Linked DNA regions of Mus musculus: regions 2 and 3 are each linked to region 1. Evidence: chromatin loops called from intact Hi-C (ENCODE). Cell type or tissue: heart. All regions are shown on one strand.

Region 1 (8,000 bases):
TCCCCATGGCTCGCTCAGCCTGCTTTCTTTTAAAGATTCGTTTATTTTTAATATTTTATGTATATGGATGTTTTGCTTGTATGGATATCTACACATATGCATGTGATGCCCACAGGAGTCAGAATTTCCTGAAACTGGAGTTACAAAGACTTGTTAGCTACGTGAGTGCTGGCTATCTGACTCAGATCCTTTGAAAAAGCATCCAGTACTAACCACTAGGCCATCTCCCAGCCCCCAGCTTGCTTTGTTATACAACTTAGGACCACCTTCCACAGGTTAGCACTATTTATTCACACTGGTAGGCCTACCATACCCACAATTAATCAGGTAAATGCTCTACAGGTTTGCGTATGGGCCAGTCCTCAGTGGAGGGTTCCTCTTCCAGGTGACTCTAGTTTGGGTCAAGTTGACAGAAGCTAAGCAGACAGGCCCTTCACCTCTTAGCGTTGAAACCAACGTCTGGTCATAAACCATGACAGATGAAGACTGAGACACAGCAATATGTGGAAGTGCCCTTAACAGTCAGGTAAGAGGGGCTGGAGAGATGGCTCAGCCGTTAAGAGCACTGACTGCTCTTCCAGAGGTCCTGAGTTCAATTCCCAGCAACCACATGGTGGCTCACAACCATCTGTAATGGGATGTGATGCCCTCTTCTGGTGTGTCTGAAGACAGCTACAGTGGACTCATATAAATAAAAAATAAATGAATAGTATTTTAAAAAAAACAATCAAGTAAGAACAGTTACTTCTCTTCTAAATAACATCATGCACTGCTGGGTGGTGGTGGCCCAGGCCTTTAATCGCAGAAGCAAAGGCAGGAGGATCTCTAAGAGTTGGAAGCCAGCCTGGTCTACAGAGCAAGTTACAGGACAGCCACGGCTACATAATGAGACCTTGTCTGGAAAACAAAAAACAAAAAAATTATACACCCAGTGTTTGCGATGGTATGTCAAATAATTATTGATAATTGCTTTATGCCCCTCTCCAAGTCACAGGGAGCACAGATAACATCCCATGATGCCATGTGACTGTCTGTGTTTGGGGAAGAAGACACTGGAAGTCACATATCACTGTAAAACTGAAGCCAAACACATATACAGAAAAACTGTTTTTGAAAAAGAATCTTATTTAGCGCTGGCTGGCCTGGAACTCACAAGTTCTCATGAGTTCTGCATGTCCCTGCTTCCAGGGTGCTGGATTAAAGGCCCTCTTCATATTTTTTTTCAAATATATGTATTTTGAGACAGAGTCTCACATACAAGCACACAATTATTAAGAGCATACATAGGTTTATTTTATCTGACACTGAAATATTGTCTTCTAAAAAGCTTACACCCTGAGGCTCAGAGGTTAAGAGCACTGACTGCTCTTCCAGAGGTCCCGAATTCAATTCCCAGCAACTACATGGTGGCTCACAACCATCTGTGATGGGATCTAGTGCCCACATCTAGTGTGTCTAAAGACAACTACAGTGTACTCATATAAATAATAAATAAATAAAACTTTAGAAAGCTTACACTCAGGAAGCACACAGTAGGCTGGCAAGGTGACCCAGTGGAGAAGGCTGCACGCTGCCAAGCTGAGGACCGCGTGAGAGCCCTGGAATCCATATGCAGGAAGAGATCAGTGACTCTCTCTCAAGTTGTTCTCTGACCTGTACCAGCAGAAACATACATACACAGAGTAAATGAATAAATACACAAATAAATATACCTAATAGTAATAGTGGCATTAGGATTATGGTTTAAAGTAAAACAGAACGACAAATAAAACACTCGGCTAAGTATTCTTTTTAAGACTTAACTTTTCTTTGACTCGCCATGATTTTCATACCACGCACCCAAGTCCCACTCACTTCCCCATCTCCATGTACCTGCTCCCTACAACTTCCCCCAAAGAAAAATTATTTTTAAAATCTCAATAAATCTACCCTTTTCTCCCTATATCAACCCGTTTCTCCCCCTAACATTAGACAGGAAAGAAAGAAGGATGCAGGAAAGAGAAAGAGAGAAGGAAATGCCCAAATCTAACCTTTATTTTTTTTCCTCCTTGACCACGACCATTGACAACTTGTGGCTAACCCACCTGTGACAGTTTCTATATTCTCAGCCCAGAGCGTGACACTATTAGGAGGTGTAGTCTTGCTGGAGTAGGTGTGGGCTCTAAGACCCTCATCCTAGCTGCCTGAAAGTGAATCTTCCACTAGCAGCTTTCAAATGAAGATGTAGAACTGTCAGCTCCTCCTGCACCATGCCTGCTTGGACACTGCCATGTTCTTGCCTTCATGATAATGGACTGAACCTCTGAACCTGTAAGCCAGCCCCAATTAAATGCTGTCCTTATAAGAGTTGCCTTAGTCATGGCCTCTGATCACAGCAGTGAAACCCTAAGTAAGACACCACCTTAAATGACAACAAGCACCCATCATCCATCCCACTTTTTGGGAATGGGGCATTGTCCTCGTTAGACTGCTTTTTGCTGTCTGGGGGATGACAGCATCTTTTGGGAGCCCTAAGAAAATTGGGATATTGGCCAAGTCCTAGGAAAGCTAATTGTATCATTCGTTGATCAGTCTCTGTGTGATGGGAAAGTGCAGGGATTAACAGAAGTCCTGGATGGAACAGTCTGTCAGGCTAGACCATGAACATTTTGAAGTTGTTCTGGATGCAGATTTTTTGGGAAACAGTTACTGAGGCAGCCTGTGAGGCCCGATCACCTAGGCTACTTGTCTTGTCTTCTTTGTTGTCTGGTTCCTTTGCTCTGTAAGCTTTTAAAGGTAATATCCATTTTTTGCATTAACACATGTATGAAATATGCAGTATTGGGGCTGAAGAGATGGCTCAGTGGTTAAGAGCACTGACTGCTCTTCCAGAGGTCCTGAGTTCAATTCCCAGAAACCACATGGTGGCTCAAAACCATCATGCAAAAATCAGTTAAAGATGACTTGCTGGTCAATGTTGGAGCAGAGAAGGCATCTGTCTTTTTTTTTTTTAAGATTTATTTATTTATTTTATATATGTGAGTACACTGTAGCTGTACAGATTGGTTGTGAGCCTTCATGTGGTTGTTGGGAAATGAATTTTTAGGACCTTTGCTTGCTCTGGTCGGTCAACTCTGCTCCCTCAGTCCCTGCTTGCTCTGGCCCAAAGATTTATTTATTATTATACATAAGTGCACTGTAGCTGACCAGAAGAGGGCATCAGATCTCAATATATATGGTTATGAACCACCATGTGGTTTTTTTGTTGTTGTTGTTGTTTTGTTTTGGTTTTTCGAGACAGGGTTTCTCTGTGTAGCCCTGGCTGTCCTGGCACTCACTTTGTAGACCAGGCTGGCCTCGAACTCAGAAATCCGCCTGCCTCTGCCTCCCGAGTGCTGGGTTTAAAGGCGTGCGCCACCATGCCTGGCCCACCATGTGGTTTTAAACTCAGGACCTTCGGAAGAGCAGTCAGTGCTCTTACCCACTGAGCCATCTTGCCAGCCCCTCTGTCTTTCTTTATGAATCTGTTTGGACTGCTGTCATATAAATTTTCATCCATGCCATCTGAAAGATGGCATGATAAGTCCTGAGGAGCCAGTAGTCAACACCATCTATTGGCCATGCAGAGACATTTTCACGTCGCAGGCAGGCTCCGAGATGTTCCCATAGGGAAGGGTCAGAATTCATTTTACCTGTTTTGTTCTTGGTTTCTTTCTTCATTTCTGCAACCAGGATTTTCAGGAGGTCTCCCTGGATCAAATCCAATCTTTATTCATTTCCATGGAAACAAAGACAAAACCTCTCCCCAACACAACACGTTTCCTGCCTTCAATCCGAGGAGATCATATCCATGTGCTGATCTAGTCCAGCAGTTTTTTTCCATAATCCAATGTCTCTCAGCAGCTGTTGTTTTTGCTTATTTACATTTAAAATCTTAAAGTTAATAAAGCAATATGTCATCTACCCCATATTCTCCTTCTGTTTTATGAGTGTCTCCTTTAAAGTGTAGTTAGATCTTTTTACATTCGTTTGACCTGTAAAATTGTGAGATATGCCAGTAATATGTTTCATGCCATAATGTCTAAAATATTATTGTATTCTAGTGAATACACATGTCAAAGTTTCATCAGCTTCAATCTGTAAAGGCATTTCCAAGATACCCATCACCTCTCATAAATGTGTAATCTCAGAGTCAGCCCTTTTAAAACTTGAGGCAGAAACATATTGAATTCTTGACTAAGTATCAATTGTATGATGTATTAACATATGTATCTTAATTTTCCAAACTTTACAAAATAAAACATATAATCAATTATTTGCCATTGCTCTAAGCATCATTAAACAGAATCTGTATTCCTCAGCATAAATAAATCTTATCTAGGAATTTAGCAGGCTGGCATTCTGCAATTTTACCACAAGGTGGAGATGTAGGCTTTAGATTAGATTCCTCTGACACTCCTTTGTTCTGAATCAAGGATTTTTCGGATCTTTTCTTTCTTCTTCTTTTTTATTTTCCCCCCATTAATTTATTCACTTTACATCACAATCACACACACCCCTCCCAGTGCCCCCTTACAAACCTCCTCCCCTGCTTCTCCTCTGAGAATGGGGAGGCCTCCCCTGGGAATCACTCCACCCTAGCACATCAAGTCACTACAGGACTAGGTACATCTTTCACTGAGGTAAGACATGGCAGCCCAGCTTGGGGAAAACAGGATCCACTGGCAGGCAACAGATTCAGGAACAGCCCTGCTCCGGTTGTTGGGAGGGGTCCCTCATGAAGACCAAGCTGCATATCTGCTACAGATGTACATGGAGCCTAGGCCTGGCCTATGTGTTCTCTTTTGTTAGTAGTTCAGTCTCTGGGAGCTCCCAAGGGTTCAGGTTAGTTGACTCTGTTGGTCTTCCTGTGGAGTTCCTGTCCCCTCTGAGTCCCTCAATTTTTCCCCCAACTGTTCCACAAAACAGTTCCATCTAATGTTTGGCTGTAGGTCTTTGCATCTGTTTCGGTCAGCTCTAGCTGGAACCTCTCAGAGGACAGTTATGTTAGGCTCCTGTCTGCAAGCATCACAGAGTATCATTAACAGTGTCAAGGATTAGTTCTTGCCCATGGGATGGGTCTCAAGTTGGGCCAGTCATTGGTTGGCCATTCCCTCAGTATCACTCCATCTTTGCCCCTGCACTTCTTATAGGCAGGCCAAGTTTTAGGTTGAAGGTTTTGGGGGTGGGTTGGTGTTTCTGCTCTATCTTTGTCCCTGCACATCCTGTAAGATACATTTTGGGTCAAAGGCTTTGTGGGTGGGTTGCTTTCCTTATTCCTACACTGGGTATCCTGTCTGGCTACAGGAGGTGGCCACTTCAGGCTCCATATCCCCCACTGCTAGAAGTCTCAGCTAGTCACCCTTATAGACTCCCTGGAGCCTCCCCCATCCCAGGTCTCTGACATGTCCTAGAGATGCCCACACCTCTTGCCAGCTGCTGGTTTTCCGTGTCTTACTCTCCTGGCCTTCCCTCCCCAAAAGAGATGGCCCCCTTCCCCTACCCATTTCTTCTCCAATTCCCTCTCTCCATCATCTCTGATCACTATTTTATTATTTACACCTTCTGAGTGAGATTCAAGCATTCTCCCTTGAGCTTCTTATTTCCTTCTTCTTATTCCTTGGGTTTCTTATTCCCTCCATCTTATTTAGCTTCTTTGGATCTATAGCATGGGTATCCTGTACTTTATGGCTAATATCCATTTATAAGTGAGTATATATCATGCATATTCTTTGGGTCTGGATGCCTCATTCAGGATGTTATTTTCTAGTTCCATCCATGATGTCCTTGTTTTTAATAGCTGAGTAGTATTCCATTGTGTAAATGAACCATAGTTTCTTTATCCATTCTTCTGTTGAGAGGCATTTATGTTATTTCCAGATTCTGGCTATTACAAATAAAGGTGCTATGAACAACAAGGCAAGTGTCCTTGTCATATGGTGGAGCATCTTTTGGGTGCTCAGGAGTGGTATAGCTGAGTCTTGAGTAGGACTATTCCCAATTTTCTGAGAAACCACCAAATTGATTAGCAGAATGGATGTGAAAGTTTGCACTCCCACAAGCAATGGAGGAGAGTTCCCCTTTCTCCAAATCCTCAACAGCATGTGCTGTCACTTGAGTTTTTGATCTTAGCCATTCTGATAGGGGTAAGGTGAAATCTCAGGGTTGTTTTGATTTGCATTTGCCTGATGACCTAAGGATATTAAATGTTTTGTTAAGTGTTTCTTGGCCATTTGAAAGTCCTCTGTTGGGCTGGTGAGATAGCTCAGCAGTTAAGAGCACTGACTGCTCTTGCAAAGGTCCTGAGTTCAAATCCCAGCATCCACATGGTGGCTCACAACCATCCATAATGAGATCTGATGCCCTCTTCTGGAGTGTCTGAAGACAGTTACAGTGTACTCACATATAATAAATAAATACATCTTAAAAAAAAATAAAAAAAGATGAAAGTCCTCTGTTGAGAATTCTCAATACCCCATTTTTTAACTGGGTTATTTGGTTTGTTGGTGTGAAACTTCTTGAGTTCTTTATATATTTTGGATATTAGCACTCTGTCAGCTACAAGGTTGGTGAAAATCTTTTCCCATTCTGTAGGCTGCCATTTTGTCCTATTGACAATCCTTTGCCTTATAGAAGCTTTTCAGTTTCATGAGGTCCCATTTACTAATTGTTGATCTTAGTGCCTGAGCTATTGGTGTTCTGTTCAGGAAGTTGTCTCCTGTACCAGTGTGTTCGAGGCAATTTACCATTTTCTCTTCTTTAGATTTAGTGTATCTGGTTTTGTTTTGGTTTGGTTTTTTGTTTTTGTTTTTGGAGACAGGGTTTCTCTGTGTAGCCCGGGCTGTCCTGGAACTCACTCTGTAGACCAGGCTGGCCTCAAACTCAGAAATCCGCCTGCCTCTGCCTCCCAAGTGCTGGGATTAAAGGCGTGTGCCGCCACCACCCGGCTGTGTATCTGGTTTTATGTTGAGGTCTTTGATCCTCTTGAGTTTTGTGCATGGAGATAAATATAGATCTATTTGCATTCTTCTATGTGCAGACATCCAATTAGATCAGCACCATTTGTTGAAGATGTTTTCTTTTTTCCATTGTCTGGTTTTGGCTTCACTGTAAAAAATCAAGTGTCAGCCAGGCGTGGTGGCGCACACCTTTAATCCCAGCACTCGGGAGGCAGAGGCAGGCGGATTTCTGAGTTCAAGGCCAGCCTGGTCTACAAAGTGAGCTCCAGGACAGCCAGGGCTATACAGAGAAACCCTGTCTCGAAAAACCAAAAAAAAAAAAAAAAAAAAAAATCAAGTGTCCATAGGTATGTGGGTTTATTCCTGGGTCTTCAATTTGACTCTATTGATCAACCTGTCTGTTTCTATTCCAATATCACACAGTTTTTATTACTATTGCTCTGTAGTATAGCTTGAAATCAGGGATGGTGATTCTTCCAGAAGTTCTTTTATTGTTTAAGATTGTTTTAGCTCTCCTGGGTTTTCTGTTTTTTCATATGAAACTGAGTGCCTTAGTTAGGGTTTTACTGCTGTGAACAGACACCATGACCAAGGCAACTCTTATAAGGATAACATTTAAGTGGGGACTGGCTTTCAGGTTCAGAGGTTCAGTCCATTATCATCAAAGCAGGAAGCATGGCAACATTCAGGTAGGCATGGTGCAGGCAGAGCTGACAGTTCTACATCTTCATCTGAAGGCTGCTAGTGGAAGATTCACTTTCAGGCAGCTAGGATGAGGGTCTTAAAGCCAAAGCCCATGCCCACAGTGACACACCTATTCCAACAGGGCCATACCTTCTACTAGTGCCACTCCCTGGGCCAAGCATATTCAAACCATCACACTGAGAATTATTCTTTCAAGGTCTGTAAAGAATTGTGTTGAATTTTGATGAGAATTGCATTGAATTTGTAGATTGTTTTTAGTAAGATGGCCATTTTTACTATGTTAATCCTGCCAATCCATGAGCATGGGAGATCTTTCCA
Region 2 (8,000 bases), 91 kb after region 1:
TTGATTTTCTTCATTCAGTCTTTTAACCTCTTGGCTCAGGCACTTGTGAGAAGTGGCCAGTTCTGCCTAGGGACAGTTCAAAGCACAAGGCAATTAGACAGATGGGTGTCTGTAGTCCCAGAGGCTAACCCCCAAATCCCATGGCTAGCTAGACTGACATCTAGAAAGCCCTGGCCTCCTGACCTGCTGGTTCTCCTGGAACTCACTATGTAGACTAGGCTAGCCTCAAACCCAGAGATCTTCCTGTCTCTGCCTCCTGAATGCTGGGATTAAGGCTGTATACCCTCACCGACTGGTTCAAGAAGAAACTTTTTTTTTCCCCTCTCAGTCTCTAAGCTCTTCAGATTCTGTCTGTGTGTCTGTGGACACACTGGCAGCCTCAGCCCACTGTGGGTATTTCATTAAATGGTATATTTTTTAAAGGCTTGTTTCATGTTCATGAGTGTCTGCCTATATATGTGTTGTGTGTGTATCTAAACACCGCACGTGAGCCTAGTGCTCATGGAGGCAAGAAGGGGATGTCAGATCTCTTGAAACTATAGTTATAGCTGCCACATGGGTGCTGAGAACTAAACCTGGGTCCTGTGAAAAGAGCAGCCAGCGCTTTTAGGTGCTAGGCCATCTCTCCAGCTGCACTCCCTGCCCCCACACCTTCCCATTCCCACACCCATCCCCTGCTTTGAGACAGAGTCTCACTGTGTGTCATGGTTGGCCTAAACTGGTGATCCTCTGATCTCAGCTTTCTGAGAGCTGCGACAGGTAAGTCTGTGTTACCTCTGGCAGCAACACATCTTTTTTTTTTTTTTTCTTTTTGGTTATTTTCGAGACAGGGTTTCTCTGTTTCTCTCAAAACACGCTTTTTTTTTTTTTAAATTTATTATATGTAAGTACACTGTAGCTGTCCTCAGACACTCCAGTCAGATCTCTTTACGGATGGTTGTGAGCCACCATGTGGTTGCTGGGATTTGAACTCCTGACCTTTGGAAGAGCAGTCGGGTGCTCTTACCCACTGAGCCATCTCACCAGCCCGAAACACGCTTTTTTAAGCACTAAAATAATTGCCAACTTTAAAACTAGGAGGCAATAGACACATTTCCAGATCTCTGACTTCTCGTCTGACCACATGGCCCTCACACGCTTCGGAGTGGGGTTGCTCAGTGTCGCTTTTCTTTCGGCTCTTCTGACTCTGCAGCCTAGGCTCCATTGGCTCAGCTCACAGACAGTAGGGAGCACACTTCAAGGTTGTGGGTTTAGTTCAAGATTATACAGCTCTGACCAGTCAGGCTGCCCCCAAAATCTTCACTCACCTAGTGAGAGCAGCCGGATGGGGCGGGGGGGGGGTGGGTGGAAGAGGGGGACAGCAGGAGGGGGGACAGCAGGACCGATGTCCTGTTTTTCCATGCCCTCTGGGGCCCTGGGTGGTCCTGACCCTTCCTCTTACCCCAGGCCCACTCACCATCTGCAGCTGCACGCGCTCTTGGGCCTGGCTCACAGTTCCTTGCAGAGTTCGGAGCAGCTGCTCTGAGTTCTGGACCTGGGCCAGGAGCACCTGCATCTGAGGAGGAAAGAGTGGGAAAGGAGAGGGATGCAGCAGCAGGAGGCCAGGGGATGATGTGGAGCTGGCACGGAGGTTGAACTCACCTGCTTGGCACAGTCTTCATTGCTCCGTCTTAGTCCTTCCTGCAGCTCATCCCGCTCCCGGCTGACACTTTCCAGCTCCTTCTGCAGCTGCCGCCCCTGCCAGACCCAGACCTCACTCACTTTTCAGCTCTGCTGGCAGGGATAGTACCTACCCTTCCCTTCCCCACCCATCCATCCCTCAGGAGGTCCCGCTGCTCTCCTGAGTGGGAAGACGGAGAGAGACATTTCATCTCCGTCTCTGCTGCTATCTGTGGAGGTTTTGACTTTTACTGTGTATTGTAATGCGAAGTGTGGGACCCCCAAGACCTGGAGTCTGCACTAAACCCTAAGTGACCCTGCCCCCAAATTATTTCTGATTGGTGAATAAAGACACCAAAGCCAGTTCCAGGACAGCCAGGGCTACACAGAGAAACCCTGTCTCGAAAAGCAAACAAGGGGCTGGTGAGATGGCTCACTGGGTAAGAGCACCCGACTGCTCTTCTGAAGGTCCGGAGTTCAAATCCCAGCAACTACATGGTGGCTCACAACCATCCGTAATGAGATCTGACTCCCTCTTCTGGAGTGTCTGAAGTCAGCTATAGGGTACTTACATATAATAAATAAAATAAATAAATAAATCTTAAAAAAAAAAACAAACAAGACACCAAAGCCAATAGCTCGCTCGGCAAAAGAGACATAGGTTTAGGTTTCCCAGGTTTGGGGTCCGAGAACCATGGGAGGAAGAGGTGCAAGAGGAAGGAGAAGCAGCCATGGGTGAGGCGAGCCATAAAAACAGGGCTCTGAGGGCTGGCCAGTCAGAGTTAAGCGCAGCCCAGATGAGACTTAGTAAGCAGTAAGCAATGACTCCGGGCTTATCGATAGGAAAGTAGATTCTGACAACCTAGAGGTAGGTAAGCGCCCAGCTCTTGTGCTGTTAGAGGCTTATTGTAAATCAAAAAAGCTGTGTGTGTCTTTTATCTGGAACTAAAGGGTCAAAGGCGGGGTAGAAAGCCCTGGCTGGGGCTGAGATGAAATAATTTCTACAGCAGTCATCTTTTGAGCAATGCACTCCTCCCCACCCCTCTGCTGGGGACTGAATTCAGGGTCTTGCACAGGCTAGGCAAGTCCTCTACCACTGAGCCACACTCGGACTCTTTTCAGTTTTGTTCTTGACACTTCTCACCATAACATAACACCGGCCCAGCTGCTGATCTTCTCCAGCACCCCGTGCACGTGCCCTTCCGAAGTTCCCTTGCTGGGAGGGGACCTCCCCCCACCCCACCCCACTGGCCTCTCCACTGTAGCTTTCTTTAGTGCAAGCCCACATATATCCAGGGAGACAGGAATGTTCACAGAACCTAGCCCAGTCTACTCACCTCTACCTGCAGTTGCTCCCACTGGCTATCTGGAACAAGCTGGTACCCAGGAGGGGGCAGGAAGATGCCCTCAGGGACCAGAGTGCCAGTAGACACCAGAGAAGCAGTCTCTTCCTGCTCAGGGCTGAGGCCTTGGGGGCCTCGTAGGGAGGCACTGCCGGCGGCCCCACCGAGGGAGAAGGAAGAGATGGAGGCACTGTCATCGCAGTTGTGGGCAAAGGCCTCGGCGGCTGGGCCGGCGTCTCCGCTCGGCTCCTCCAAGGGTTCCAGTGGGGGTGAGGGGTTCCTCGACAGAGGGAGCAACTCTGTGGAGCCATGCAGGGAGGCAGGCTGCCGTGGTCGTCTCTAGGGAGGATTGCAGGGAAGAAGCTAGGGCCAGCGTCCTGGGCACCCCTCCTTCCCTCGGCACCTCCGGCTAGCCCTCACCTGGATCTCTTGGATCAGCTCTTCCGCCCTCTGCAGCTTCCCCTTCAGCTCGGTAATCTCCTGCTCCATGGGCAACACGATCTCTCGAAGCTTTTCCGAGTCTTCATGAGCCTGGAGCGACGGGGGCATTGGGAAGTGACAGCCCCTTGATCATGAACAATGCCCACTAACTGTTCTCATCCTTCCTGATGGTTATACCACCCACTCAAGACTCCAGGACACGCGGGCTCTAAGTGCTTCCAGGGAAAGGAGCCAAGGCCATGACTGGCTTCCTCCTTTCCTCTTATTCTTACAAAATTCCTCCGCAACATCCATCGTTTAAAACCGTTTTTACTTATTCTTTGAGAATTTCATAAATGTATGGAAGTGTTTGGGGGACAAATCCACCCCAGTCCCCCCTGGCCTCAACATGCACCTTTTTATATCACAGGACCTCAGATATTTTAACTGGGCACAGTTTGAAAATGGTTCCAGTTTTCCGATACCATCTACACCTCAGCTGCTCTGGAACTAAAAGTGATCACATATGAGATGTATGCACAAGCTCCATGCGTGAACTTACTGACCATCTCCTTATAAGAAGGTGTGCCTTTCTTTATCCTATCTTGCTGGCTGGAACGTGGCTATGATTGCTTGGCATTCAAGCAATCACCTTGGACTGTGAGGCGACCTACCAGCTACAGTCAAGCAGCAATACAGAAGCCTACATTTCTCTTTTAAAAATTTTTAATTTTTCATCTTATGTATATGCACGTTTGGCTGGCATATAGACACACACTGCGTGTGCCCTCAGAAGCCAGACTAGGGCAGCTGGTTCCCTGGAACGACGGTTACGGACAGTTGTGAGCCACCAGGTTAAGTGCGGGGAAACTGAACCTGGATCCTCTGGAAAAGTAGTGAGTGCTCTGAGCTGCTGAGCTCTCGCTCCAGTCCCAGAAGCCTGAGTTTCTAACGGCTGGCTCAACTGCTCCATCAGTCTGGACTTTAAAGGATGAAAAACAAAACAAACCAACTTCCTATCTTACTTAAACCACTGCTGCTGTAGGTTTCCAATCCCATGCAGCCCGTACCCGACAGGCTTTCTCTCGTAAGACTGAGCTGACACCCCTGCCCTTCCTCCTGTCCTTATCATAAAGAGGACCATTTCTTAGTTGTCTCCTTTCAAGCTTGGGATCCGCATGGGGTCAGTAAAACAAACAACAACAAAAAACCGGTCCCACCCCGATACATCTCCAGGCAACAGCCAGTCATGCTTCATCTGTTACCACCTTTCTCAACCGATTCCATTTCAACCTCTTGAATCCCCCCAAACTCTCCTTAGACAAACTAAGTTAACATTCCATGTGCCACAGACAGGGTAAGCCATGTGAAGCCCTGGGACACACACGCTGTGCACAGGCCAACTACACAGTCCAGCGGAGTGTGGGGCAGCCGGCCTCCAAACCTGCAAACAGCGCCTCCTAGTGGAAGCAGTACGTCAAAGCCTCTCTTTCCATGGCCCTGGTTTTGTTTTGATTTTTGAGGTAGGATCTTGCATCCTAAGCTGGCCTTGAACTTGGGTTTCTGATCCTCCTTCCTCCGAGTATAGGCAAGTGTCGCCATGCAGGGTTTTAGGCAGTGCTGGGACTGAACCCAGGGTTTCCTGCATGCTAGTCAACCACTCTAGCAACTGAACCACAGCCCTAGTCTAGCCCTGGGCTCCTGTTGGGTCTTTGTTTTCATAGGCAGGAAATATACTCTAGCGCTTGTTTCTTTGGGTTCTAACTAAATACCTACCTCACAAAGCTTCTGTGAGATCAAATAAGGTATGAGCACATACCGCTAATAAGAGGGATCATATGGAAATATATGCACCCAGACTTTAATTCTTTTTATTGTCTTTGAGATGGAGGAATTACTATGTACCCTTAGGCTAGCCTTAAACTCATAATTCTTCTGCCCAGATTTCCCAATGCTGGGATTATAGATATGCACCACAATGTGCAGGTGTTAAAAAAATAAAGAGTGCTTGCCTAGAACGCATGAAATATGTTTGCATGCATGTACCCATGTACACATACATGTACACACACACACACACACACACACACACTCCAGGTTTCTAGCTGGCTATGGATGTGCATTCCCATAAATACCGGCACTGAGTTGCTGAGGCAGGAGGCCTTTGCCAAGTTCAAAGCCAGCCTCAGCTACACAGTAAGATCCTGTTTCAAAGAGAAGAGGGCAGGCAAGGAAAGGGGCAGAGAGGCAGAGAGACAAACACTAAGTGTCTTATGTTATCCAGGCTTTCTTGAAGCCCTAGTCTCAAGCCATCCTCCTGCCTTAGCCTCCCAAACAGCTGGGACTGCCAGTATCTGTCACCACACCCAGCTTCCTATTGTGATTAATAAGTGTTAAGAAAGCATTAGACTGCAGGAGCTCAAACAGGTGAGCACTCAGTACAGTGTCTGGCACGGAAAGGGTTACTTTCCTTCCTCTGCATGACTGACCTTGTTTCTAGAGGTAAATAAACTTGTAGCAAGGATCCTGCTAAGCTTTCAACAATGGGGAAGCTCTGTGTTCTACCCAGAATCATTACTGTGTCCAATGACAGGCTATGGGACAACAACGCTCACTATCATTTCAAACCCCAGGGATAGGGCAGGCCGTTGTCCCACCCCCACCTTTTCCATTTGCTTCTCCAAGGAGTCCAAAGGGTGGGCCCGGGCCAGCAGCTGTTTGAGGTGGCCCAGCTCTCGATCCTTCTCCTCAAAGTCCTGCTGTTGCTGCTGCCGCTCCTGTTTCAGGGCTGCGATCTGGGTCTCGTAGCTGCTGATGGAGTCTGTGGGCAGGAAGGGTGGGTACTTGGTGCCTGCCCTCTCCAAGGTGATCAACCACAGTAGTTATGAGCTGGGCAGAAATGGCCCCAGGCAAGACCTCAGCACCTCTCGCCCAGGGTCCTCAGTAGCAAAAAGGAGTGCGTGACCCTGAGTGTTTGACGAACTAAGAGGACATATAGGAGATGTCAAACATCTGGCATATAGTGAGGACCAATTGGACAATATACTGCTCAGATATATCCCAACTGAAGAACTGACCACAGGATATTTTTACTAAAAACAGCCAAGTATGAGGCCTTGTTACTATTATTTTTTAATTTTTGTTTGTTTGTTTGGGTTGGGTTTTGGCTTTTTTTTTCCTCCTTGGTACAGTCCTGGCCATCCTTGAACTTGCTCTACAGACCAGGCTGGCCTCCTGAATGCTGGGATTAAAGGTGTGAGCCACCACTGCCAGAGGCCTTGTTATTAGTAAAAACAAAGGAAGCAATATATCAGAAGGGCCAAGAACAAAAACAGAGTCCACCTTGTCCAAGCACAGCAAACACAAAACAAACTACGGCTCCCCATAACCCAAGTGGAAAAGTCCCTTCGCGGGAGATTTTTCTGTTGTGTGCAGGAGAGAAAATCGAAAGCATTCCTTGCAAATCACTGGTAACACATTCACTCAAATATGAGCAAGTGACCTTTATGGTTAGCCTTGGCATGGTGGAAACCAAGGACAGACGGAATACCTTGAGACACAGCCTGAAGCTTGTAGTGAATGGGAGAGCTGACTAAATGATGCTTTGTAAGATAGTCAAGTCGGGCAGACTGGTCACTGACAGTTTCCAAATAGCCAACAGCTGGCTGATGGGTAGTATCTACGGTCCCCAAATGCCTGCTTCCCTCTCTCAGAACAGTGTGATATTATATTTGATTTTGTGGCTAAAACAAGACCTGGACCCCAAGACATGTCAGATACAGTTCAAGGCTCTGCTTCCGCACACAGCCTATGACAGAAACTGCAGACACTGATTGTGGTATGAGTTAGATTTCTTTTTTTTCTTTTTTTTCTCTCTCTCTTTTTTTTTAGAGACAGGGTTTCTCTACATAGGCCTGGTTGTCCTGGAACTTGCTCTGTAGACCAGGCTGACTCTATCTCCTGAGTGCTGTGATCAATGGTGTGCGCTGCCACCATCCAGCAAGCTGGAATTCTTGTTATGGCTATTGTCACTTTCGCTATGACTTACTCAGGGGTAAAGTGTACAACTGAAGAATCAATTGTGGTAGCAGAAAGCCAGGCATGGTGGCTCTAGTACTCAGGAGGCAGAGGCAGGGAGATTTCTGTGAGCCAATTCCAGGAGAGCTAGGGCTATGTAGAAAGACACTGCTTCAAAAACAAAAACAAAAACAAATTATGGTAGGCCTGTAATCTCGGTGCATGGGAGCCTGAGGGAGGAAGATTACAAAATTGAAGCTAGCTTGTGCTACATGGTGAGGCCTGCAATCAAGCAAACCAAACTAAACTCTAGGGGAAATGTATCACAAATGTAGGGCTAGGAGCCAGCTCAGATGGTAAAGTGCTCACCTTGTGCAAACCCCAGGTACCATATTAAGAGACCAAGCTCAGAGGCTGCTTCTCTGGAGAACTCATGGTTCAATTCCCAGCATCCACATAGCTGCTCACAGCCACCTATAACTCAAGTTGCAAAGGATCCAACACCCTTTGTGACCTCTGCAGGCACAGATGTATGCTCAGACAAAATACCCATACACATAA
Region 3 (8,000 bases), 200 kb after region 1:
TTTGTAGACCAGGCTGGCCTCGAACTCAGAAATCCACCTGCCTCTGCCTCCCAAGTGCTGGGATTAAAGGCGTGCGCCACCACGCCCGGCGGAATCTTTTAACTCTTAATTCTACAACAGTCTCATGGAATATCTTTTGGCAATCTAATATTAATGCTATTAAAAACTAAAGGAATTCAAGTCCTTAACAATAAATGAAAACGGAGGAAAATTTATATACACACACACAAAGAAACCAAACCTCAGAGAAAAGATTGCATGCTTTAACAATGATGCCCTCTGGCCATGCTTTTGAAACTTCAATAATAAAACATAAATCAAAATAAAGTTTTCAGAAACTGAGAAGATGGCTGAGGGACTAAAGGGCGGGGACACTGAAGCCTGGTGACCTGAGTTTGGACCTTGGAATTCATGTGAAGGAGGAAGAAGAGAACCAACTCCATAAAGGTGCCCTTTGACCTCCATAGATGTAATGTGCGCGCACACACACACACACACACACACACACCTCTATTATACACAATAAAAGTAAATTAATTTAAAAAAAAGAAAGTTTCAGGGCTGGAGCCTGGAAAATAAGGTCTGTGTACTGGGGTGAGGGGGCGGGTAGAGCTGAAGCTAGTAGCCCAGGCTCCCTGAAGGCCAGAGGATCTAAGTGGGTTCTAGATGCCAACCACTGTTATACTACCGAGGCTTGGTTCTCTTTGATTGAATTGTCTGTGTCCTGGTCTTTTCCTCCTGGAATAAAAAGTATTCAACTTGTTACTTTATTTAACAGGAACCCACAGTTATGACACTTTGAATGCTTTTTTTTTTTTTTTTTTTTTGGCTTTTTTCAAGACAGGGTTTCTCTGTGTAGCCCTGGCTGTCCTGGAACTCACTCTGTAGACCAGGCTGGCCTCGAACTCAGAAATCCGCCTGCCTCTGCCTCCCGAGTGCTGGGATTAAAGGCGTGGCCACCACGCGCCGGCTTCACCTTGGATGTTTTAAGAGACTTTGGAATATTAAAGAGACTTTGGATATTTTAGAGAGACTATGAACTCTGAAAGGTACTTTGAATATTTTTGAAAGACTGGACCTTTAAAGAGTTTGGATCTTTAAAGATTATGGGATTTTTTTTTTAAAAAGTTGTAGTGTTTTATATTGTGGTGTTGGCATTAATATGAGACCTTGAGGAGGAACAAGAGAAGAGAGGTTATGGCTTAATAGATGATATGTTTCTGTGTCAAGTTGACAAGGGATCAATTGTGATGGTTTTGTTTTGTTTTTGTTTTTGTCAACTTGACACAAAAAGGACACATCTGGGAAGAGGGAGCCATAACTGAGGAATCAGGAGACTGGCCCATAGGCAGCCAGGCAGTGGTGGCGCACACCTTTAATCCCAGCACACGGGAGGCAGAGGCAGGTGGATTTCTGAGTTCGAGGCCAGCCTGGTCTACAAAGTGAGTTCCAGGACAGCCAGGGCTATACAGAGAAACCCTGTCTCAAAAACAAACAAACAAACAAAAAAACCCAACAACAACAAAAAAGACTGACCCATAGGCAAGTCTGTGGGACGTTGTCTTAATTAGTGATTGACAAGAAAGGACTAATTCTATGGGAAGGGGGACATGACACCCCTGGGCAGGTGGTCCTGGAAGGCATAAGAAAGCAGAGTGGGAGTGGCTTCAGGAACCTCACTTCTCTCTGCACATGGTGGCATCCCGTGGTAACTTTGCAGCAGAAAGGGCATCAGGCATCGCAGTCCCTCAGGGATGGGCAAAGAGAGGACACCAGGAGACATCTGTCAGGGCTGCTGATGGAGACAGTAGCCTTGTGGTCCTCAGCTGAGGTAATTGATTTTCTCTGGGTTTGTAATCAGGCAGAGCTGGGCTATAGAACAGAGAAGCCATGATGATAGTCCCTAATTTTGCCTAATGACATCCTACCTATTAGCTTTCAATCCTGAAAGCCCCCTCCCCTTTTTTAAACTTGTATTTCAGGTTGAATTAGCTAGTGTACCCGTGAATCTGTGACTTCCCTTTTTATTTAGCTAATCTGCAAATGCCAAAAGGCTGCTTCATTTTTCATTTCATTTGTCACTAGCTTTCTAGAGCTCCGTGTCTGCTTGGATGATGGACACAATGATTCTAGAGAATTAGGGTAAGATTATGTCTAGAGCGAAGTACACATAAATACAAGTTCAGCCAGTTTTCTTCTATTGAAATATAAACACTCGCACATTGAGAAAGTTAGAACAGAAATGTCTAGTAGCAGCAACAGATAAAGCTAATATTCAGTGAAACTAATCTATAAGATGGGATGTCTGGAAAATTGAGATTATGGGGAGTGGGGCTGGGTAGGTAGCTCACTGATAGAATGTTTGCCTGACGTGTGTAAAGCTCTGGGGTTCAATCCTGACCCTGCCAGAAAATTATAAATCGTCAAAAGAATGAGTTGTGTGCTTTATATCTAAGACAAATGTATAGTTATGCGAGGGTTTGCATGCCATCAGGTACTTATACTTCCCCCACATGGTAAGAAATAAACTTGCCACGCACTCCGGTCAAGTCTGCTTGACAGGCTGGAAAGTCTGTAAGCACCCACGAGGAAGAGTTTCACGGAAACTCACCTCCTGGAGCTTTGGCGTTCTCATTTACCCATATACTCATACCCTATTCCCGCGTTAGTCTGGTGTATGGAACTAAGAGCTCTCTTTTAATATTTTATTATAAATGCCTTTTAAGTTTAAATTCTGATATAGTTAAGTCTCCCAATTGTTCCAAGGTCCCAGAAGCCAAGGAGCTTGGAATTCCGCAGGAATGCAGAAAGGAAGTTACCTATTCAGTAACTAATTAAGCATTACAAAAGACGGAGCCAGTAGCTCAGAGCTGGTCTGCAAAAATATTTACTAAGGACAGTAGAAAAGGGAATACCATATTAGAGCTAGGGAATCCCACTGAGACAGGGATCTTCTCTACAGCTAGGTATTGCAAGCTTCATATTAGAAGCAAGTTGGTAAATTCTTCTGTAGACCCAGGACATAGGGTGTTGGGGTATTGCAGTATTCTTGAAAAGGTCTGCTAGTGCAGAACCCCTGGTGGTGGGTTTAACAATAGACCAGTTTACACCTGGCTCCCTTCTTTTCGGCAGCAGCCTGGTCCCCGCCTTCTTTTGATGTATACATTCCTTATGTATTGGGTCACTGTAACTTGGTGGATTGTATTTTGCCTGGTTTCTTGTTATTTCTTCGGTATAAAAAGTTTGATGCTCGACCTGACAAAATACATTCATATTCTACACAATCTTGTGTGTTGGTCTGTCTGTCACCTGCCAACACCTTGCCCACCTGCCCCAGAGACTCGTTCCACGCAGACAAAGGGACCCAGAGCGTCAGCGGCATAAAATAACCATAGCAACATAGACTAGTCAGGACATGCAGCCTAGAAAAGTCGGTTTAAGTCATTTTGTAGCATAACAAAATGAAACCAACTGTAAAGTCTTTACAGGGACCTGGGGACTTACCATCAGGGAAGCTACTTTCCATATGCTCAAAGCCACTGTTCAGTCTTCAGCATAGTATGAAATGCAAAATTAAATTAAAAGTGTATTCTATGACCAGGTGTGGCGGCCATGCCTTTAATCCCTGTACCCATGAAACAGAGGTAGGTGGACCTCTATGGGTTTGAGGCTAGTCAGGTCTACATGATGAGACCCTGCTCTCCCTGTATATACAACCTCTGCACATACATAGACCAGCTCTGGACCTCTGTCACAGTTGCCATCTGTTTAGGAAAAAAGCTGCTATGGTGAGGGATGAGCTGCATTATCTGTGGGTAAAAGTGTTTAGAATACCCTTAGGTATTTTACTGGCTTGTGGAAATGGCCATCTGCCACGTGACTCTGCCCTAACTGCAGGAAACGCCACTGCTCTCTGGAGGAGCCTGAGTAAACACAGGACACAAGATTGAGGGGGCAGCTGTGGGGAAGTTGTCACTTATGCTGGGAAGACTTTCCAGTGATGCAGCTGCTCTGCGATGGACCACACTCTTGTATGTAATCTCTCCCCAGGCTCTGGATAGAATCCTAGTAAGTTCACTGGGTTTTCTACAGAATCTTAGCCACTGCTGAGGGGTAGCTGGTCCACAGGGAAATACTGCAGGTAACCTGGAGAAGACATAGTTTTCTGTATGTGTCTCTGTGAAGAAGATGGCTGCATAAGCCCCTCTCCACCTCAAATGCGCCATTAGGTAAGTTAAAATGGCTTCCAGGTGTGGATTTAGGACAACCAGGGCTACAGTGTAGCAGCCGTAGCAGTACTATTGGTCATAGCCTGGTGTTACTATTTTCCATAGAGGTAATCTTTAATGTTGCTTGTTCCCTTGCTGTCTATTGATTTGGGAGGTGGGCATATAGTGCTTAGGCTCACACAGGGAAGTCAGTGGACAACTTGCAGGAGTTGCTTCTGTCCTTCCACAGCGTGGGTCCCCGGGGATAGAACCTGAGCTGTTTAATTTGGAGGCAAGCACCTTTCTCTGCTGAATCTTTCTGGCCCAAGTAGCTCAGTGTCACATTTGCTTCATGGAGTCCAGAAGAGAACACTTGATTTCTTATAAGCCCAGAATTCTTTTATCACAGTGGGAGCAACCTGTGTTTTTCCACATTTGTTTATTGGTCTCCGGTGCTGGGCTAGTGGTTAGCTTAAGTTCATCCTGTTGGGGCTTTCCAGTTAGCCTTGGGGACATCTGTCTGTCCTTTAAAAGGAGACTCTCAGCAGCATGATAAAGAGGATGGTTTCATCCGGTTTCTGTGATGTCTCATGTTGAAATGTCCTGTAGCTTTATAACGTCTGATTACACCGCCCTGGGCTGCATCATCTTTGAAAATTTCTTCAAAAAATACATGTACATGTACATCTCAGGAACTCTGCTTCTAAAACTCGCTTTCAGAGAGAAGACCCGGTCCAGAAAGGGTAGACGCTGCCACCTGCTGGACAAAGCGAGCATTGACATAGGTACTACTTAAAACGCTACAGAAAGAACCCGTGCCATTTCCCACAATGTATTTTACACTGTCCAACTTTAGACCCGACTCAATTTTAAACCAAGACACCTTAACATTGTCCAGGAAGATCCTGAGAATGCTCCTGAGTAGCCATTTATGGGTTGTCAGAGTTAGTCAGACGTGATATCTCGTATGAAGAAGTGTTGTGGTGTCTGGTCATTGCAGGAGAATGATGTCTTGAGCTATTTTGCAGAGTTCACCTGGGAGAAAAATGCAACATGATGGAGCCCATGGCTAGAACATCAGAGCAGCTTTTTTTTGTTTTTGTTTTTGTTTTTGTTTTTGTTTTTGTTTTTTCGAGACAGGGTTTCTCTGTATAGCCCTGGCTGTCCTGGGCTTTGTAGACCAGGCTGGCCTCAAACTCAGAAATCTGCCTGCCTCTGCCTCCCGAGTACTGGGATTAAAGGCGTGCGCCACCACGCCCTACTATCAGAGCAGCTTTTAAGCAAAAAAGGAATCTGCAGATGACAGGACCCACTCTAACTATAGGACTATGTGGAGGCCTGATTGTCACTGGATTAAAATCACTAATATAACGATATGATCAATAGACTCAAAAAGCCACTTGGTATCCCGGCCATTCTGCCTTCCCTGCCAACACAGACTGTTCGCTTTCTTAAACTGTAAGGCAAAAGTAACCCTTCCTCCCTTAAATTGCTTCTGATCTAGTATTGATCACAATGATAAGATAATAAACTAATGGAGAAGCTGCTGCTAAGCGAGGGCAGGCAGCTGTTATAGGCCTGACCCCGTGGTTTACATCCTTTGGGACTGATTTGTAGAAGGAATGTGGAGGAGTTTGTCACTGTGGGCTAAAGACATCTTAAAAGCTGTTTGCAGAGTTTAATGCATCATTCTGGGGACATCAGGAAGACAGGAACGCTGAGACTGATGTAAAATGTGGAGGATATTTGTTCCTCTGCTCATTGCCACGAGCAAGTCCTTGACCAGAAAGAAGCATTTTAAGGAGGAAGGGTTTAGCTGGGCGTGGTGGCGCACACCTTTAATCCCAGCACTGGGGAGGCAGAGGCAGGTGGATTTCTGAGTTTGAGGCCAGACTGGTCTACAAAGTGAGTTCCAGGACAGCCAGGGCTACAGAGAAACCCTGTCTCAACCCCCCCCCACCCCCCCCAAAAAAAAGAAAGAAAAAGAAAAAAGGAGGAAGGGTTTATTCTGGTTGATGGGGGGGGGGGATTCCATAAGCACAGAGGGGCATGGTGGCAGGAACAGGAGGTCGGCTGGTCATGAACATTGCACTGATAGCCAAGAAGAGGGAAATGAACATTAGTGTCCAGGGAGCTGTCTCCCTCTGACTAAGTCTCAGACGCCAGCCCATGGGACATTGCCACTGACAGTTAAGGGACATTGCCACTGACAGTTAAGGGTTTCTTTCTTTCTTTCTTTCTTTCTTTCTTTCTTTCTTTCTTTCTTTCTTTCTTTCTTCCTTCCTTCCTTCCTTCCTTCCTTCCTTCTTTCTTTCTTTCTTTCTTTCTTTCTTTCTTTCTTTCTTCCTTCCTTCCTTCCTTCCTTCTTTCTTTCTTTCTTTCTTTCTTTCTTTCTTTCTTTCTTTCTTTCTTTTTTTTTGATTTATTTACACTTGGAGGGCAGAGGCAGGTGGATTTCTGAGTTCGAGGTCAGCCTGGTCTACAGAGTGAGTTCCAGGACAGCCAGGGCAACACAGAGAAACCCTATCTCAAAAAAACAAAAAAAAAACAAAACAAAAACAAAAAAAAGAATTTTTTTTTAATGTATATGGGTACAATAGCTGAACAGATGGTTGTGAGCCTTCATGTGGTTGTTGGGAATTGAATTTTTTTTAGGACCTCTGCTCACTCTGGTCAACTCTGCTCACTCAGTCCCTGCTCGCTCGCCCCCACTCACTCCAGTCACTCACTCAGGCCCAAAGATTTATTTATTATTATACATAAGAACACTGTAGCTGTCTTCAGATGTGCCAGAGGATCTCATTACAGGTGGTTGTGAGGCACCATGTGGTTGCTGAGACTTGAACTCAGGACCTTCGGAAGAGCAGTCAGTGTTCTTACCTGCTGAGCCATCTCGCCAGCCCAGTTAAGAGTCTTACAATTGCCGGGCGTGGTGGCGCACGCCTTTAATCCCAGCACTCAGGAGGCAGAGGCAGGTGGATTTCTGAGTTCGAGGCCAGCCTGGTCTACAAAGTGAGGTCCAGGACAGTCAGAGCTATACAGAGAAACCCTGTCTCGAAAAACCAAAAAAAAAAAAAAAAAAAAAAAAGAGTCTTACAATTAACCTAGTATGATTAGATTAATCCTTCGCAGGCCCAGAAGAATCTGATCCTCCAGGTTGGCATTAATCAGAGCAACTCCACCTCTTGTCAACTTGATGCACAAGCAGATCACTTAAAGTCATAGTTTTCCTTCCTTTGTCTCCACAGGCTCATGTCCACTTCATGATACAAGAAAAAGGCATCGAGTTGAACATCAAAAATCCCCATGATTTTAAAACAATTCCTATAATGTCTACACACAAACACTCCTATTTGTCCCAATTACCGTTCTGTTGCTGTTCTGTTGCTGTGACAAAACACCGAGACCAAGGCAATTTATTAAAGAATTTTACTGGGCTTATGGTTTTAGAGGACTAGAGTCCATGATGAGGGAGCAAAGGCTTAGCAGCAGAACAGCACAGATCTCACACCTTGATCCGAAATCTGGAGGCAGAGAGAGGACACTGGGAATAGTGTGGGCTTTTGAGACCTCAAAGCCAACCCCAGTGACACACCTCCTTCAACAAGGCCACCTCCTAATCTAGCCCAAAAAGTTCCACCAATGAGGACCACATATTCAAATATATAAGCTTATGAGGGCAATCTTATTCAAACCACCACGCCATTCCAAAAGGGAAAAATGGTGTCATATCATGGAATGGCCAGACCAAAGCAAGACTGAAACCCAGTGAGGGAACACTAAAACCCCGCA

Evidence for each region. A loop is a pair of places that touch in the nucleus more often than their neighbours do. Peaks named below come from ENCODE experiments on the same cell type or tissue, not always from the same donor. Only the 100,000 strongest peaks of a DNase experiment are listed, where the experiment ranks them.
Region 2: a loop joins it to region 1, with 3 times the contacts of the local background. A loop is called at or near these places in 3 of 42 quality-filtered maps.
Region 3: a loop joins it to region 1, with 12 times the contacts of the local background. A loop is called at or near these places in 19 of 42 quality-filtered maps.

What each region holds. Positions count from the first base shown.
Region 1 is chr7:126,524,878-126,532,877 of GRCm38, reverse strand. 4930456A14Rik (a long non-coding RNA gene) reads right to left here. Exons shown (of 3, transcript XR_869939.3): 2 at 1,517-1,653; 3 at 865-897. Among named protein-coding and RNA genes, the nearest start is that of Atxn2l, 25 kb to the right of the region's middle. In heart, CTCF peaks have their summits at 3,193 (motif pointing right) and 4,377 (motif pointing right); no DNase peak of the experiment used is centred here; H3K27ac peaks cover 342 bases.
Region 2 is chr7:126,433,903-126,441,902 of GRCm38, reverse strand. Rabep2 (rabaptin, RAB GTPase binding effector protein 2) reads right to left here. Exons shown (of 13, transcript NM_030566.2): 3 at 6,086-6,243; 4 at 3,423-3,533; 5 at 2,997-3,341; 6 at 1,642-1,737; 7 at 1,457-1,555; 8 at 1-66. Among named protein-coding and RNA genes, the nearest start is that of Rabep2, 9.1 kb to the right of the region's middle. In heart, a CTCF peak has its summit at 4,884 (motif pointing left); a DNase peak (open chromatin) is centred at 4,862.
Region 3 is chr7:126,320,899-126,328,898 of GRCm38, reverse strand. No RefSeq gene overlaps it. Among named protein-coding and RNA genes, the nearest start is that of Gm30928, 27 kb to the left of the region's middle. In heart, a CTCF peak has its summit at 4,972 (motif pointing left); no DNase peak of the experiment used is centred here; H3K27ac peaks cover 540 bases; H3K27me3 peaks cover 916 bases.